Regions from separate parts of the Homo sapiens genome. Here region 1 is linked to region 2. A link is a loop called in an ENCODE intact Hi-C map of the cell type or tissue named here. Cell type or tissue: heart left ventricle. All regions are shown on one strand. Links, peaks and the distances in the headings refer to the core of each region. The heading gives the core; the rest is flanking DNA. Region 1 has its middle 20 kb from the start of ZNF536-AS1. Region 2 has its middle 45 kb from the start of C19orf12.

Region 1 (8,329 bases), core at 150-8,149, 890 kb before region 2:
ATGCACTAATGAACATTCCAGATTTTGTGATGATCCCCAATACTGCCCACCTAGGAACTGGGTGATTACTATGCCGGGCGGTCACACCTGTTGGATGTACCTAGGTGAAGGTCAGGCTCCCTCCCCACTGGGCCCCACGCAGCCTGGGCACCAGCCCTTGGCTCACACCTGCTGCCAGGTAGCAGCCAGGGAGACTTCTTATGCAGCCCGCTTGTTTCAAAGGAGCGTCGGCGACAGGGAGGGGAGGATCTCAAGACCTTTAATTAGCTGGGAATTGCACCCTCTCTAGTGGCTTGCTTGTGAGAACTAGAGAGCTAAGGAACAGCTCCTCAAAGAGGAAGATGGCACTTGCCAGAAGGCAGAGCTAAAGCACGCAGGTGAGTCCTGGGTTCTGATGGGGCAAGAGTTCTCCATTCCAGCAAACTCCAGACAAGAGCCAGCAGCAGGGGGGCACGCAGCCTCCACCATTGCACATGCCCTGTGTGTGCCAGGGAAGTGACCCTCTTTTCCTGGGGTCTAACTTCCCTGTCTGCAAACTCTTGTGTTATGAGCAAGGCAGGCTGGGCGGGACCCCTTGGCGGAGAAGGGAAGAGCCACACCTCCCTAAGGAAGTGACTCCCACCTCTCTTCCATCACCTGCTCCTAAGGGAGCGGCTCCCACCTCTCTTCCGTCCCCTGCTCCTAAGGGAGTGGCTCCCACCTCTCTTCCATCCTCTGCTCCTAAGGGAGCGGATCCCACCTCTCTTCTATCTCTTGTCCCAGACATTCTAGTTTTTCAAGAGAACCTGAAAGCCTGGATTTGTAAATTTAAAAAATCTTTCATTTTTAAACTGTGTGCAACCAATTGAAAGCAAAAGTGTAATATCGGACAAGTCAAACAAAACCCAACTGTGAGCTGGCTCCAGCCATCAGGCCACTCTTCAAGTTTCATTGCACTCATAGGCCTCTCAGAGGGCCCCACCTAACCTTCCATGCCCTGTGTCTGCTTGTCTCCCCGAAAGCAGATGTGCAGTGAGAAGACAGATGCTACACCCAGATCTAATGTGTGGTCTCTGGATCAGCAGCACAGCCATGACCCTGGAGCTGAAGGGCAGGATAGAGGGTCCTCCCCAGAACTACTGAGTCAGAATCTGCATCATAGCAAGATCCATGGGGATCTGGTTGCACATGAGACTTTGAGAAACACTTGTCTAAAAACAAGTAAGATAAAAGAGTCAAGCATGGTGAAACCCTCTCTCCTCTCCAGGACTTGGAAATGCCCAGATAACGGCACCTTCCCTCATGTTTAATCTTTTCCACCCAACCTTACTAGGCTAGAAATAGCCGCCATTCGGTCCTGGGAGGATCCTGGATTCTGACGGGGCATCGAGAGTGGATGCAGCACTGTCACTGGGTTCCCCGCCTTGGTGTTACAGCTTCCACTGCCCACACGGGGAGTAAGAAGTGGGTTTCCAGAATAATCCCTCTCTGGCTTCCATCGCTGCAGGAGACTTTACAGCCACCAGGGATGACCCCAAGCCCACGCCCCAGGTGAAGGTCAAGCAACCGGAACAATGCCACTCAGCTCAGATCACTAGGACAGGAAGCCCAGGAAAATTCCCTTCGGAGATCAGCCTTCTACGAAACTAGAAGTTGCATGCTACTGACTCCAGACCCAGGAGAGGCAGACACAGCACACACAGTAAAGGGGGAAAAGTTTCCTGGTGAGTCCTACAGAATGACGGGGCTCATTCACTCCTTAGAAAAGCACCTCTCTGCATCCATGGGGGCCTCAGGATGACGGTGGAAATGCCTGCTGCCATCTCAGCTTTACTTGCGTGACTCTCCCCAGATCCCCAGGCCTCGTCAGCAGAGACACATCTATCGATAATTACAGAATACACAGCTTTGGGGGGCATTTCCCTTCCATTCACGACATTTAGTGGTGTCAGTCTGAGCATAAATACAATTAGATTTGAGAGTTCTATTACAAAAGCCAATAAAGCGGGCCTCAGTAGAGATTCTAAAATTACTTAACTTTTCTTTAGAAAAATATTAAAACAGTATTATCACATCAATGAGAAGAAAAGACAGCAAGATAATAAAGTTATGTTAAACCTCCCTGTATTTACTCATGTGTGAAACAGTTATGTCTGGTCACATAATTGCAATGGTTCTGAGAAATATTTCATATTTTATAATGAACATTAAAAGAGTTTGTGGATCATTACTTTATATGAGTTCCAAAGTTATTACATAAAACCCAATAGGAATGGTTATAAATTATCAGATCCTCTGGCCTGGCCTTGGTAAACATAACATGAAGACTGAGACATTTCAGCAGACAAGATTCATGAGAAGAGGTAAAAATTCTTCCTGCATTTTAAGGAGAAAAGAAGACCAGAGTACTTGTAACCAGCTCTTAGCATTTTTGTTTCTGTTTCAAAGAAATTCTATTGAACCACTTGCTTAAGCCACACACACACAAAGCTTCTGTTAGAACAAAAGAGTAGTTCCTTTAGACACTGCCCTCATCGCCTCATTTTTCATTATCCTATCTGTGGCCTTAAGGTCACTGCCAAATTCTTGAATTTTTCAACACAGTGTGGGTTTAAAATGCTGTACTTAGCAGGCTCATACGATACCCAACAATTCTTTATTTTCAAAAGGAGATCCTCTCTTTGAAATCTGAAAATATGGCATCTTTACAGAAATTGGAGAGTTGATAACATTCTGAGGAAGTTTTCTTTTGGGGTCTGCAGAATAGGTTTGCAGACAGAATTTTAATTACAAACTATCATTTGTGAACCACGGTTAAGCATGAAATGGATGCTATTCAATTTCCTCGTGCTTATTCTCTTTTTTAAAAATAAATCACAGCATTATATTTTGTTCTGAAAAATCACACCTGGAGCTTCCCTTCCTCCCTCCCCCTTGCTTTCTGCACGGTGAAAGAGTTAAGTATGGGAAGAATAGCAGCTGGGTAAACAAAGTTAAGGACCAGAGAAGTAACGTCAAATCTTCTTGTCAGCATCCAAGAGGCACAGTGCCCAACTGGGGCGCTTTCTGATGAAACACACAGGCAACATTTGCTACCTGGTTCTAGGAAATACAGGCACCTCCCTCGCCTTTGTCCAAAGCAGCCCCGCTTCCGGTACCTGTGGAGTGAAGGTGGGCGCCCGCCCTCCAGGACCCCACCTAACCCCTCTGAGGCTCCCCTACCTGCCAACTCCCAACCTTATCCCGGGTTCTCCCCTTTATGTGGCGCAGCTGTTGGTGAGGCTTTCTCAGCAAACAGATGTCTTTTGGAGAATTTAAAGCTCTGAGTTGGAGGCCAGATTCTGACTGTACTTTGAATTATGTCTGCCTCGATCATTATGCAGTCATTCACATATATTTTAGACATCAATATTGTCTTGAAATATTCTCGAGTTCTCAATGCTATTTATATGCTTCCATTCTCTCCTTTGCTTCTGCTCTGACAGTATGCTCCAACGTCCCAGCGTCACTGACGACTTGCAGATCATTTTAACACATATTTTCATTGGTGAGGGCTTTGCCATTTCATTTAACATGATTTCTCGCTAAATTGAGCAGAGATTGACATTCTTGGGACAACAACCAACCTTGGTCATCTGTTTGGATGGAGGATTTACCCAGTTCAGTATTTTTTAAGATGAAACAGTGTCATGTGTTGCCTCTTTCTACGGACAGCAAGTTTTTACCAATGACAAAAGAAAGATTCTAAGGATGCCAATTTACAATGTGGGAGGAAAAAAAATCTCTCCTTGCTTATTTACAGAAATGCTCATCGGCTAACATATGAGATTCTGATATAATGTAAGCCCATAGGTAAAAGAAAAAGCAAACTCAAACTGTGAAAACAAAGCAAAACAAAACAAAAACAGATATTTTCAGGACTTAAAGAGTAACAAGAAAAGGAGAGAAATCTTTGGGGCTCTTTCAGCACATTTAGTTCTAGGCCAAGTTTAGGAAAACCGTCATGGCCCCTCAGAGCTTCATATGGTCACCAAGAGAGCCAATCTGATTCAATGACTACTCTTACTTTCAAACGGGGTCAGGGCTCTCACCACCACCACTCATCTATTGATCATTTTGTCCTTGTTTGCAGATCATCCCTTTGAAGTATTTTCGCAATGGCCTCTAGGTGCCGCTAACACTGCATAGCTTCAGCCTTTCTGCACAATGAAAACATTAATTTGCTATGAGATAATTTTTGACGTAAATGTAAAATGGTGCCCATTCGAACTCAGTAATGAAGCATGGTGCATTTCTGCAGCTCCTAATTTGACTAGTTAAATGACTCCATTACGTGTCTAACAGACAGAAGCAAATAATTTCTGGTCAGTTGATGTTCACTTACCCGTATCATTTTGCCCTGAAAATAAAGTCTCTAATCTACAATTCCTTTGTCTTAGTTTTTTTTTTTAGTTAAGATTATCAAAGCAAATATACTTAAATATTTCAGATTAAACCAGTATAAACTAACAATTAAAACGTCAGACAGGATAGGCAAATCAAATATGTGTAATTGGAGAGGTGGAAAACCAGTCAGCCCCCTTCTAAATTAATTACTCCAACTTTGCCCCTGTCACTAGGTCCTAGGGGTTAGGATGACTCTCGGGCTTCAAAAGAACAAGTGTGTATCTTTCAAGTCTATTGTTTTCCTGTGACCCCAAAGGGGCTACTGGCTGTTCCTGTGTCTTTTTCACTTTGCCACATAACTTTGAGGATGTTTGGAAAATCAGTAGCAGGATGCATCTCACAATAGCAAAAAAAAAAAAAAAAAAGGAAAATGCTGCTTTAATAAATATCAAGTGATGAATAATTTTGCCCAAAGGGGAAAAAATGGTTAATATTGAATCTTAATGTTCCTCATCTAAATGCTTTTTTCTTCCTGCTAAAAACAAGTTTAGAATTAAAGCGTATCAGTTTACACATATTGCATGCATATTAGTGAGACACAGCTGTGTATGTCCCCCTGTTAAGAGCCATATGATTAAGTTATGGGATATCATATAATCCAAACGCTGTTTCTACTGGTCACCTTTCACAGACAAAAGCTTTTTAGTTTTAGGTCTATTAAATGACAGAATGTCCGATTCTGGAAATGTGCAAGCAATTATTATGAAGCACCTGTGACTCTCACTTTTTGCTCACCAAGTCCATCTATAAATTGCTTCTGGAACATTGCTCAGAGGCTGACAGAGGACTGTCCTCCCTGTCTGGGGCAGCTGTCGGGCATACAGTGAGGTGGCTCAAGACCCAGGGTTGATCCTGGTTAACTATGGAATCAGGACCCCAGCCGTCCTACCCCATCGCCCTGAAGTGAAGAGACTATAGACTCTTTCAGTGAAGAAACAGTGGTCGGAGAAACAGTGAAGAAGAACCCCCTAAAGTTCAGAGGGAACCCTGGGCCCACCCGTTTATCATCAGCACTTCCGGATGATATTTCGAACTAGGTCTGCACCAGAAAATCAGTTTTCAAAAACATGTGAACTAAAAGAACCAGTTTAAATGATCTTTATTTTTCCCCAAAGTAACATGCTATTTGACCCAATTAAAAACACTTTTTAAAAACTGACTGGAGTGTGTCTATTGACTACCTTTATTGAGCTTTTAAAATTTCAAATCCTTGTTTGTGGGCAAATTTCACGCACTTCTATGTTAGGGATGAGGGACGGGGAACAGCACAGGCTGCTTGCCTTTTGATGTGAAACAATGTGAAAAGGACTATTTATGACTCATACTCTGTGGAAACGTTGGCTGATGCTGTTTCTGCCACTTGATCCGGGGAAGTTGCTGTCCTGCAGAAGGCCAGTAGCTGGTGCTGGAGGGGTGGGGGCTCACACCTCTGCTGCCCCTGCCCAGGGGTCCTGAGATAGCCATCGGGGCCAGGCTCCTTGGTGTGATGTAGGTCGAGCGCCTGTGGGTTTGCAGAAAGGATTTGGCCTTTTGATTTGGTGTAGAATTTACAACCTGAGAGTGATGTCTCAGCACGCAGATCTGGGTTGTACTGGAAAAGGAAATGAGGTCAAGCTGAGAGGAACAGTGCTATCTGAGGAGGCTTCCACGCGGCCGCAGGTTGGGGACTCGGAACCGCTTCTTGTGGGCCCAGCCCCTTGACAGGGCACCTGCAGCTAAGAGCATCTGAAAGCCCGTGGGTGTGCACCTTCTGCATGGAGCAGCCCTTTTTAGTCTGTGTTCTGGGAACACAGGCAGAAAAGGAAGGAAATTCCATCTGAGGATGAGCCCACAGTACAGCCTGAAGGGGAGCGAGCCATAGGAGAACCGATGCATCCCTCAGGTGTGAGGAAAATTGGAGGCACTGAGCAGAAGAAAAGTGAAGGCAAGCTTCCTGGCTGAAGCTGACTTCATATGAGAGATTTCCAAAGCGACACGTGGGAAACTTCACAACTCCCTAAAACCCGGAGATGGGGCCAGGTCCCTCTTGTACCGGTTGTCAGGGAAGCCTCAAGACTTCATGCTGCTTGCTGTAGGACAGCTGGGGGCATCCAAAACAGTTTCGCTAGCAAAGGGTCAGCACTCCCTGCCCCAGATTAAAAGTTGGTGATGCTATCAACCCTTTGGAAAGGAAATACCACTTCCAAATTGGGGTCTTAGCAAGGAGGTGCTGGAACTGGGTTTATAATGCTCTTTTAAAAAACACAAGGAGGCATACATAGAACATAGTTGATTGGAAGGAGGGATGACAACTTCTAGAGAAAATGAAAAATAAATTATTTGCTTTCATGTCCATAAAGGGAAGACGAAAGCAGATGCCAGCAACAGACAAGCATTTCCCAGGGAGAGGAAAATATTTCTGAAGGAAATCAGCCTAGTAGCAGAACAGGTGAGAAAGAAATTAGAGTGTCTAAGGACTGATAACTCCGGGAGCAGATGGGAACCATCTTAGAATTTGTGCAAGAAGAGGCAAGGAAACAGGGGAACGGTTAGCAAATACCTTTTAAAAACACCCAGGGAAACGGGAGAAGCACCAGTGGCCAAGAGCCCTTATGCAACACCTATATTTAATAACGACTCAAAGGGAGATCAAAGAAATTAAACACCAGTAAGCTTGACTTGAGCAGTGGGGAAGATATTGGAAACACTAATCAGGGACAAAATAGGGAAAGTTATGATTTAATTAAAGATATTCAGCATGGATTCACAAAAGGGAGATCATACGTAACAAAACTAATAGAATATTTTGAAAAAGTAACAAAAAGGAATTCAAGAGGGAAACCAGGGGTATAATTTACTGGGACTTTAAGAAAGCTTTTGTGCACTGACTCACAAAGGACTAATCTCCAGCGGTGGGGAGTTTGGGTGTGAGTGTGGTGGGGGGTGGAGAATGAATGAAGAATTGTCTGGACCAAGGGTACTTGTGAGCATTACTATGAAGAGATTAGGATAAAAAAAGGAGACTGACTGCTGGAATTTCCCGAGATCTGAGTTTTTTTAATTAATTTTTTTAAACATACAACATCAATAGCCTTGCTTCGGAAATGCGCCCAAACGTGGTGGAATTCTCCTGCAGGTGTAACGTCGGAGGGCAGGTGCCAGTTGATACAACAAGGGCAATAACATTGGAAAGGATTTATTGAAATATGATGAATACATGACCATCCCTCAAATACTACGAGACTGCGACCAAAAGGGGGGCAGAGCCACTAATTGCCACTTGAGTAATTAACACAAATAAAGGTGGAGAAAATGTCTAGAAGGAGCTAAAGCACTGTGGTCTGGACAGTGCGTGATCAACAGCTGTGCCCACTGACCGGCAAAGTCACACATCCACACGTACACACCGATGGCTTCATGCAGAAGCACGCACACACCCGCACATGCACACATTCACACATTACATAGGGACATTCATGAGCACACCTTCACACCTTGCAAAGATGCACTCCTGCCTAAACACACATTGTGCACATTCGTGCTCCTAGACACGTGTACACACAGTCGTGAACATGTGTGCGCAGGCTCAAGCTTCTTTCCCCAGAGGCTGCTATACTGTGCTTAGGTGGAAATGATGGATGTAAAGGAAAAAAGAACATACTATTTTCCACCAGGACAGTTGGGGAGGCACATGACAGGGGGAAAGGCCCCCTTAGTCACATTACGGTAATAATAGATGCCACAGGGATGAAAGAAGAGGCAGAGGGGAGAGGAATCGTGAGACACAAAAAGACCTTTGTTGCTACAAGCCAAACCAGAGCTGAATACCTTCTCTGAAAAAATAATGGCAGAAATCCCCAAAGGGGCCAAACTCTTGCACTTGGAGACAGAGCTACAGAATGCAGTAGCAGGAGGCTGGAGAAGA
Region 2 (8,329 bases), core at 22-8,021:
GGCGGGTGAATCACTTGAGGTCAGGAGTTTGAGACCAGCCTGGACAACATTGTGAAACCCTATCTCTACTAAAAATACAAAAATTAGCCAGGTGTGGTGGCGCGTGCCTGTAATTCCAGCTACTTGGGAGGCTGAGGCAGGTCTCCACTTTCTGTCCCATTTTGCACATTTTGCATTTTGTTTTGTTTTGTTTATTTGAGACAGAAACTGGAGGTTGCAGTGAGCCGAGATCTTGCCTCTGCCCTCCAGCCTGGGCAACAGAATGGGACTTCATCTCAAATCAAAAGACTTTTAAAAACACTAGGTAAGCCAAGTAAAGCATCTGCGGCTGGCTGTCTCTGTTCTGGACAGAGCATGACATCACAGTTGCCATGCACACTGGCCACGCTCACCCACTGCATCTCCTTCGATCCTCATGCCAGCGCTGTGGGGAGGTTTTTGTCGATCTTGTGTCTCAGTAGGGGCTCAGAGGTGAGGTCACTTGCCTAAGGTCGGGCCTGGTGGGAGTGAAGATTGGAACTCGGGCTGCCCAATTCCCAGGCCCATGGGCTTACGAGGTGACACCACAAGAGGCAGTTGAGAGTTTCCTGGGGGCTTTTTGCTCAATTGTGTGCCTGGTCTGCACGCCCATCACGCTTCCTTTAGGCCCTGTGATCTCTGGTCAGCTGTACACCACGTCTGAGCCTCAGTTTGCCCATTTGTAGTGTACGGGTAGTGCTCCCTGGCCTGCACACCTCAGAGGGCTCTTTTGGGCCCCCAGAGCTGCAATGCCTGAAAGCATCTTAAAAATAGCCCGTGCTGGCAGGGCATGATGGTTCATGCGTGTAATCTTAGCACTTTGGGAGGCCGAAATGGGTGGATCACTTGAGGTCGGGAGTTTGAGACCAGCCTGGCCAACATGGTGAAATCCCGTCTCCACTAAAAAAATACAAAATTAGGCAGGTGTGGTGGCGCACGCCTGTAATCTCAGCTACTCAGGTGGCTGAGGCAGGAGAATCGCTTGAACCTGACAGGCAGAGGTTGCGGTGAGCCAAGATCGCGCCACTGAACTCCAGCCTGGGTGACAGAGTGAAACTCTGTCTCAAAAACAAACAAACAAACAAACAAACAAACAAAAATAGCCTGTCCTGTACTCAGAGAGGAGAGGCACCACCAGAGTCATTCACTTGGGATAATTCTGTTCCCATTACTAATCTGGAAGGAGACTTCTAAGGACTACAACCCTGATATTTTCTCATCCTGCTTTTCTAATTTTCTCCAACATCAGGCAGCTAGGGGAAAAGCCGCATTTTCAGATGCAAATTTTCCTCTGAACCACGGAAGCTTTAAAACCACCAGATGAAGTATAGAAAGTGCTTGACAATTTCTTTAAGAATCTTGCATTCTCTGGGTTAGAATATCACGCGTGAGGATATGTGTGTGTTGTGTGTTTTTTTAATCCTGCTATCGTGAGCAGCAGGTACCAAAATGTTGATCTTTAATGTGTTAGTAAAACAGCATACATTTGAATATTGGCTTTTTCTGCCATCTGTACCAGTTGACACTGTTTTTCATACCAGCTTATTACATTTCTTGTACAAACATACTTTTGGGTGTCTCTGTTGATTTATGCTATAGTTGCTCTGGTATTTGTGTTAAAATAGCATTTTAAAACTTATAAAATATTGCTATTTATTCCTTCCTTGATTCTTTGCCATTTGACAAGTTCTGCAGTAGCGCATATTTCCCAAGGACTAAGTTTCTGGTCACGGTTCTCTTGAGGGGGCAGCAGGCTGGGGGCAGGCGAGCCCAGAATAGCTCGGGCTGGGGATCTAGCTGGGCACTCCTAGCATACTAAACTCACTGTCCCCCTTGGGTAGGTCTGCAGATTCCCCAGGGCTTTCTTCTTCTTCTTCTTTTTTTAATCTAAAAATTTCTTTTAGAGGCCAGGCACGGTGGCTCACGCCTGTAATCCCAGCACTTTGGGAGGCTGAGGCAGGCAGATCATCTGAGGCCAGGAGTTCAAGACCAGCCTGGCCAACCCCATCTCTACTAAAAATACAAAAATTAGCCAGGCGTGGTGGCGGGCACCTGTAATCCCAGCTACTCATGAGGCTGAGGCACAAGAATTATTTGAACCCGGGAGAAGGAGGTTGCAGTGAGCTGAGATGATGCCATTGAACTCCAGCCTGGGCGACAGGGTGAAACTGTGTCTCCAGAAAAAAACAACTAATAATAAAATAAATTAATTAAAAATGAATAAATAAAAATTTCTTTTAGAGACGGGGGGGGGGGGTCTTGCTATGTTGCTCAGGCTGGTCTTGAACTCCTGGCCTCAAGTGATCCTCCCACCTTGGCCTCCCAAAGTGTGGGGACTACAGGTGTGAGCCACCATGCCTGACCCCCCCAGGGTTATTTTAAACGTCCAAATGATAAAAATAAAGTCAACACGGTAGGTCTCCCTAAATTTGCTCAGTTTGAAGACCTGTTATTCTTTCATTCTGTCTGCCTCCCCCTTTTGATGTCAAAATTTTATTTCTCCAGTGAATTGAAGAGGTTCTTGGATGACCATCTATTTTTTCTCTCAAATGGCTTTCCTGGGCAAAATCATGAGCTGGTATCCCTATGTTCCTTCCCAGTTGGTTTGGGTGTAATTTTACTGATCTGCAAAATCCTCAAATCTGGGGCCCTCTTGTGCTAAGGTAGAGCTTAGATGAGCCCCTCTGCCGGGACTCCATGCCATGGTCTGGGATGGGGGCCCTTCACGGCCCTGGGGGAGGCTCTGTGGCAGTGAATGGCGCCTGCCACCGGCTGGTGCATAGATGAGGCATTCTGCCACTCTAAAAAAAAATCTGTGCAAACTGCCACAGATGGGAGGAAGAGCCGATATTCAAATTGGAGGCTGTTTTGCTAACACGTTAAAGATTAACGTGTTTTTATTGGCTGCTGCATACTGAAGCAGGATGAGTTTTCCTTCTCTAAAAAAGCAGAAAGAAATAGAAGCCGCCTGTTTGGGGCCAGTGCTGGGGATTGTGGTGTGAGGCCCCCACTGCCCAAGAGAGCCCAGGGTTCTGAAGCGCAGCCCCATCTCCCGCTCTGAAGCCCTTGCCCTGTCTCCTGGTGACACCTGGCCCACTTCACCCAGCCTGTGCCTCCCCTTCCGGCTGTAAGCTTCCAATCCCCTTTTCTTTTTTCCTTTCTTTTCTTTCTTTCTTTTTTTTTTTTTCCTTGAGATAGAGTCTCGGTCTGTTGCCCAGCCTGAAGTGCAGTAGCTGGATCTCGGCTCATTGCAACCTCTGCCTCCTGGGTTCAAGCGATTCTACAGCTTCAGCCTCCTGAGTAGCTGGGATTACAGGCATGCACCACCACACCCAGCTAATTTTTGTATTTTTAGGAGAGACAGGTTTCACCATGTTGGCCAGGTTGGTCTCAAACTCCTGACCTCAGGTGATCCACCTGCCTCCGCCTCCCAAAGTGCTGGGATTATAGGTGTGAGCCACCGTGCCCGACCTCCAGTCCCCTTTTCTTAAGACTAAGTCCCCGTGTGATGACGGTGAGCAGGTGCCGGCAGCCATGCCAAGCACCTCCCCAGACTGCTCTGCGGGACTCTCCTGAGAGGCAGTCCCAGTGCCGCATCTTACAGGAGGAGGTGAAACCAAGGCACAGAGAGATGAAGTAACCTGCCTGGGGCCACACAGCAGGGAAGTGTGGGTGCAGAGAGCCCATCTCCCCACCTCTCAGCTCCCAGCCCACGGAACTCTCCCTCCCTGGACTCTGTGTGAGGGATCTAATTTTTATTTTTACAAAGTGGCTTACACCTGTAATCCCAGCACTTTGGGAGGCCGAGGAGGGGGGGCGGGGCCCAGATCAAGTGAGGCCAGGAGTTCGAGACCAGCTTGGCCAACATAGCGAAACCCCGTCTCTACCAAAAATACAAAAATTAGCTGTACAAGTTAAGATGTCTCAGTTTCCTAATCTGTGAAATGGGTGCATTGGTGATTTCAGAGGTCCCTGCATGGTGGCTCTGGACTCAGATTCCAGTGGACACCCCTTCCTAGGATGGTCCTGGCAGTGCCCAGGTGCTCTGAAAAGGAGAATTCAACTGCAGGCACAAGTGTGGTGGTCGGGGGGTGGGGGCGTGTGAAGACCCAGGTGACCCAAGGTAAGGACCCAGGAGTTCGAGACCAGCTTGGCCAACATAGGGAAACCCCGTCTCTACCAAAAATACAAAAATTAGCTGGGCAGGGGTAACCTGTAATCCCAGCTACTAGGGAGGCTGAGGCAGGAGGATCACTTGAATCCGGCAGGTGGAGGTTGCAGGGAGCCCAGATCGCGCCACTGCACTCCAGCCTGGGCGACAGAGCGAGACTCCGTCTCAAATAAACAAAACAAAACAAAACAAAATGCAAAATGTGCAAAATGGGACAGAAAGTGGAGACCTAGTCAGGGGAGTTTAACATAACAATAGTGATGGCAGAAAGCATAGCAAACAGAAGTGACAGCACCCATCAGCCATAGGTGTGTGGCGGGGTTCCGGGCTGTCCGGAGGGAAGGGAGGGCCGGCCTGGCTGGCGCTTCCCGCCGCTCTCGGAGCGGGACAGCCCCGCCGCCTGCCTCCTGCTGCCCTCCTTGGGCGCCTCAGGCCGCGCCCTCTGCTGGCCAGTGGCGGCCACGCAGCCAGTCTTGCCCTTGGGCAGGAGAGCTGGGCCCTGGACCCTGTCAGGCCCGGACACTTCCTCCTCTTACTCATGGTTACCAGCGCTGCCCACCGAGGAACGAAGTTTCCATTCCCTCTGAGGGTTAGGGCCATCCCTCACACAGCACAGGCCAGGCTGGAGAAAGGGGGACCACAATGGCAACTTTTTTTGTTTTTTTAAGACAGGGTCACGCTCTGTTGCCCAGGCTGGGGTGGGTGCAGTGGCCTGATCTCAGCTCGCTGCAGCCTTGACCTCCTGGGCTCAAGCTCAGCCTCCCGAGTAGATGGAACTGCAGGCACGCACCACCACACCTGGCTAATTTTTTTTTTATTTTTTGGAGAGGTGAGGTTTCACTATGTTGACCAAGCTGGTCTCAAACTCCTGGGCTCAAGCCATCCTCCTACCTTGACCTCCCAAAGTGCTGAGATTACAGTGTGAGCTGCTGCACCTGGCCTCTTCTTTAGTCCAGTACATCAGAACCAGGAGGAGACCTCTGGGATTCAAGAATGCTGACATGTGTGAAAGCCCTCCCCACCGAAGTCCCGGGAGCAGCCCGGTGGGAAGGGCATCTGGCAGGTGGCAGAGTGCCATGGGAGCTGGTTAACCCACTAGCCAGACCCTACCATCCCTCCCTGCATGGCCTTGTACAAGTTGAGATGTCTCAGTTTTCTAATCTGTGAAATGGGTGCATTGGTGATCTCAGAGGTCCCTGCATGGTGGCTCTGGACTCAGATTCCAGTGGACACCCCTCCCTAGGGTGGTCCTGGCAGTGCCCAGATGCTCTGAAAAGGAGAATTCAACTGCAGGCACAAGTGTGGTGGTCGGGGGGAGGGGACGTGTGAAGACCCACATGACCCAAGGTAAGGACCCAGGAAGAAGGCAGCCGGGAACTCCATGGAGTATTTGCCCCAGAGCCCTGAGCCCCAGCCTGGGGATCTCGTAGCACACCACTGTCTCTTTCATCATTGGTGGTTTCTTGTCCTCTTGTCTTAGAGGGTGAGCATCCCCGGCACTCAGCCAGTTGCCTGCACACAGCTGGGGTTCTGCAGATATCTGCATGAGTGGGGAATGCCTGGGTGGAATCTAACAACCATCCCAGCCAGGCCCCTTCCTGCAGGACTCATGGGCTCCTTGCAGCCTCCATGCCTCCCTCCTGGGTCTCTGTCTGAGCACAGATTGTGCACGAGTGTTTCCTAGGTCCCCACCTGAGGCAAAGCGATAAGCAGAGGCCACATTTTTTTTTTTTTTGAAAGAGTCTCACTCTGTCGCCCAAGCTGGAGTGTAGTGGTGCCATCTCGGCTCACTGCAACCTCTGCCTCCTGGGTTCAAGCGATTCTCCTGCCTCAGCCTCCGCAGTAGCTGGGATTACAGGTGTGCACCACCACACTCAGCTAATTTTTGTATTATTAGTAGAGACAAGGTTTTGCCATGTTGGCCAGGCTGGTCTCAAACTCCTGACCTCAAGTGATCTGCCTGTCTCAGCCTCCCAAAGTGCTGGGATTACAGGCATGAGCCACCACACCTGACCCACATATCCTTTTTAAAAAAATTTGACACAGGGTCTCACTCTGTCACCCAGGCTGGAGTGCAATGGTATAATCTCAGCTCACTGCAACCTTCACCTCCCAGGCTCAAGCGATTCTCCCGCCTCAGCCTCCCAAGTAGCTGGGACCACAGACGAGTGCCATCATGCCCGGCTAATTTTTGTATTTTTTGTAGAGACAGGGCTTTGCTGTATTGCCCAAACTGGTCTCAAACTTGTGAGCTTAAGCAATTCTCCTGCCTCGGCCTCCCAAAGTGCTAGGATTACAGGTGTGAGCCACCACGCTCAGCCCACATAACCTATATCTACGTATCTAACAGTTACAAATCAAGCCAACAAATGCTTAAATAAAATATGTTCTTTTCCCCTGCCCTAACCAATATAACTTCAAAAAGACCTAGAAGGCCAGGTTTAATTTTGGAAATCTCAGGCTCTGGGAGTTCCAGTGTGGAACACAGCAGCCCTGGCCTCTCCACTTGCCTTCCACACACTACCCAGAATTGCCCCTTATGTGGGAGGACACCGCAGGCTGCGTGTCCAGGCTCTGTCCCTACCTCCCACACACACAGCCCCTCTGCCACCCCTGGGGCCTAGGGCAGGGCTTTTCAACCTCAGCCCCATTGACATTTTGGGCCCCATCGCTGTTTATTATGAGGCCATCCTGTGCATCGTAGGCTATTCAGCAGCCTCCTTAGCTTGTACCCCCTGCTGTAAAAACCAGAAATGTCTCCAGACCTTGCCAAATGTCTTCCAGGGTGCAAAATCGCCTCCCCTGCTTTCAGAACCACTGACCTAGGGGTACACCGTCCAGGGCCATTAGAACAGGGCATTCTGGGGTGCCAGGTACCCAGCAGGTGGTCACGAAGGGGGCCCAGGCTGTGCGGGGGGGCGGTTGTCACATTCCCTTGTGGGGAGGGGCTGGCCTGAGGAAGGCTGCTGGATGGCTGCCCTGTCTACATGCATACCCATAGCTCCAGGGAGCCCGTGGGGGCATCCAGCTCCCTCGTGGTGTGGCCCAGCTTTGATCAGTTCAAAGAGCTTCCAAACACAGCACAAGTGCATCCCCCGCCAGCAGCCTGCCAGGTACCAGCGTAAATGGCTTCCTCCTTCCTGACTGCCCATGGGGTCTTTGCAGTCCCCTGGGCCATCTCTAAGTGGTCTCCTGTCTTTACTGATGCCCCTGGCTCCTTCAGCACGTCCCCCAGGCACTGCATGGCCTCCACCGGTGCCCAGGACACTTTGGAAGGGCAAGGATGAACGCTGCTTATTTTAACAGTTCCAAGAGGTGCGCACATGCACTCAGAAAAGAGTAGCGCATCAGGACTGTGACTTCACGGTCTTAGGATGAGGATAGGTGATTCAAAGTGTTGATTTTCCTACAGGCCAAAGATGGCACAATTTAAATATTAGTAAGAAGAATGGCTACAACGAACTGAAACAAAGGAAATATGCTCAAAGCTGTGACTTTATAATGACACTTAAGCCAAAAGGAACCCTCACAAGTCACCTTGGGACAGAATGAACATGCATTATGGTTTGCCCTGGAGCATTCTGGCTCATGCCTGTTGCCCTTTCGCCCTTGGAAGTGTCCTGGTTTGGATGAGCAATTATATGGTCACCCCTGCCTTGGATTTCAAATTCATTATTTTATTTTATTTTATTTATTCATTTTTTTGAGACGGAGTCTTGCTCCGACCCCAGTCCTGGAGTGCAGTGGCATGATCTCGGCTCACCACAACCTCTACCTCCTGGGTTCAAGTGATTCTCCTGCCTCAGTCTCCTGAGAGCTGAGATTACAGATGCACATCACTACGCCTGGCTAATTTTTTGTATTTTTAGTAGAAACGGGGTTTCACCATTTTGGCCAAGCTGGTCTCAAACTCTTGACCTCAAGTGATCTGCCCGCTTCGGTCTTCCAAAGTGCTGGGATTACAAGCATAAGCCACCGTGCCTGGTCAGAATCATTATTTTAAAATCTGGTAGGCCAGGCATGGCGGCTCATGCCTGTAATCCCAGTACTTTGGGAGGCCGAGGCGGGTGGATCACCTGAGGTCAGGAGTTCAAGACTAGCCTGGCCAACATGGTGAAACCCCATCTCTACTGAAAATAC

What was found. Hi-C counts contacts between places; a loop is a spot of excess contacts. Peaks named below come from ENCODE experiments on the same cell type or tissue, not always from the same donor. Only the 100,000 strongest peaks of a DNase experiment are listed, where the experiment ranks them.
Region 1: a loop joins it to region 2, with 5 times the contacts of the local background. A loop is called at or near these places in 10 of 110 quality-filtered maps.

Annotation. Positions count from the first base shown.
Region 1 is chr19:30,646,011-30,654,339 of GRCh38, reverse strand. It overlaps a transcript of ZNF536 not described here. Among named protein-coding and RNA genes, the nearest start is that of ZNF536-AS1, 20 kb to the left of the region's middle. In heart left ventricle, for the core only: CTCF peaks have their summits at 4,137 (motif pointing right) and 4,151 (motif pointing right); no DNase peak of the experiment used is centred there; H3K27me3 peaks cover 5,001 bases.
Region 2 is chr19:29,756,563-29,764,891 of GRCh38, reverse strand. No RefSeq gene overlaps it. Among named protein-coding and RNA genes, the nearest start is that of C19orf12, 45 kb to the right of the region's middle. RefSeq lists enhancers at 6,532-7,110, 7,111-7,690. In heart left ventricle, for the core only: a CTCF peak has its summit at 4,628 (motif pointing left); a DNase peak (open chromatin) is centred at 4,621; H3K4me3 peaks cover 217 bases; H3K27me3 peaks cover 984 bases.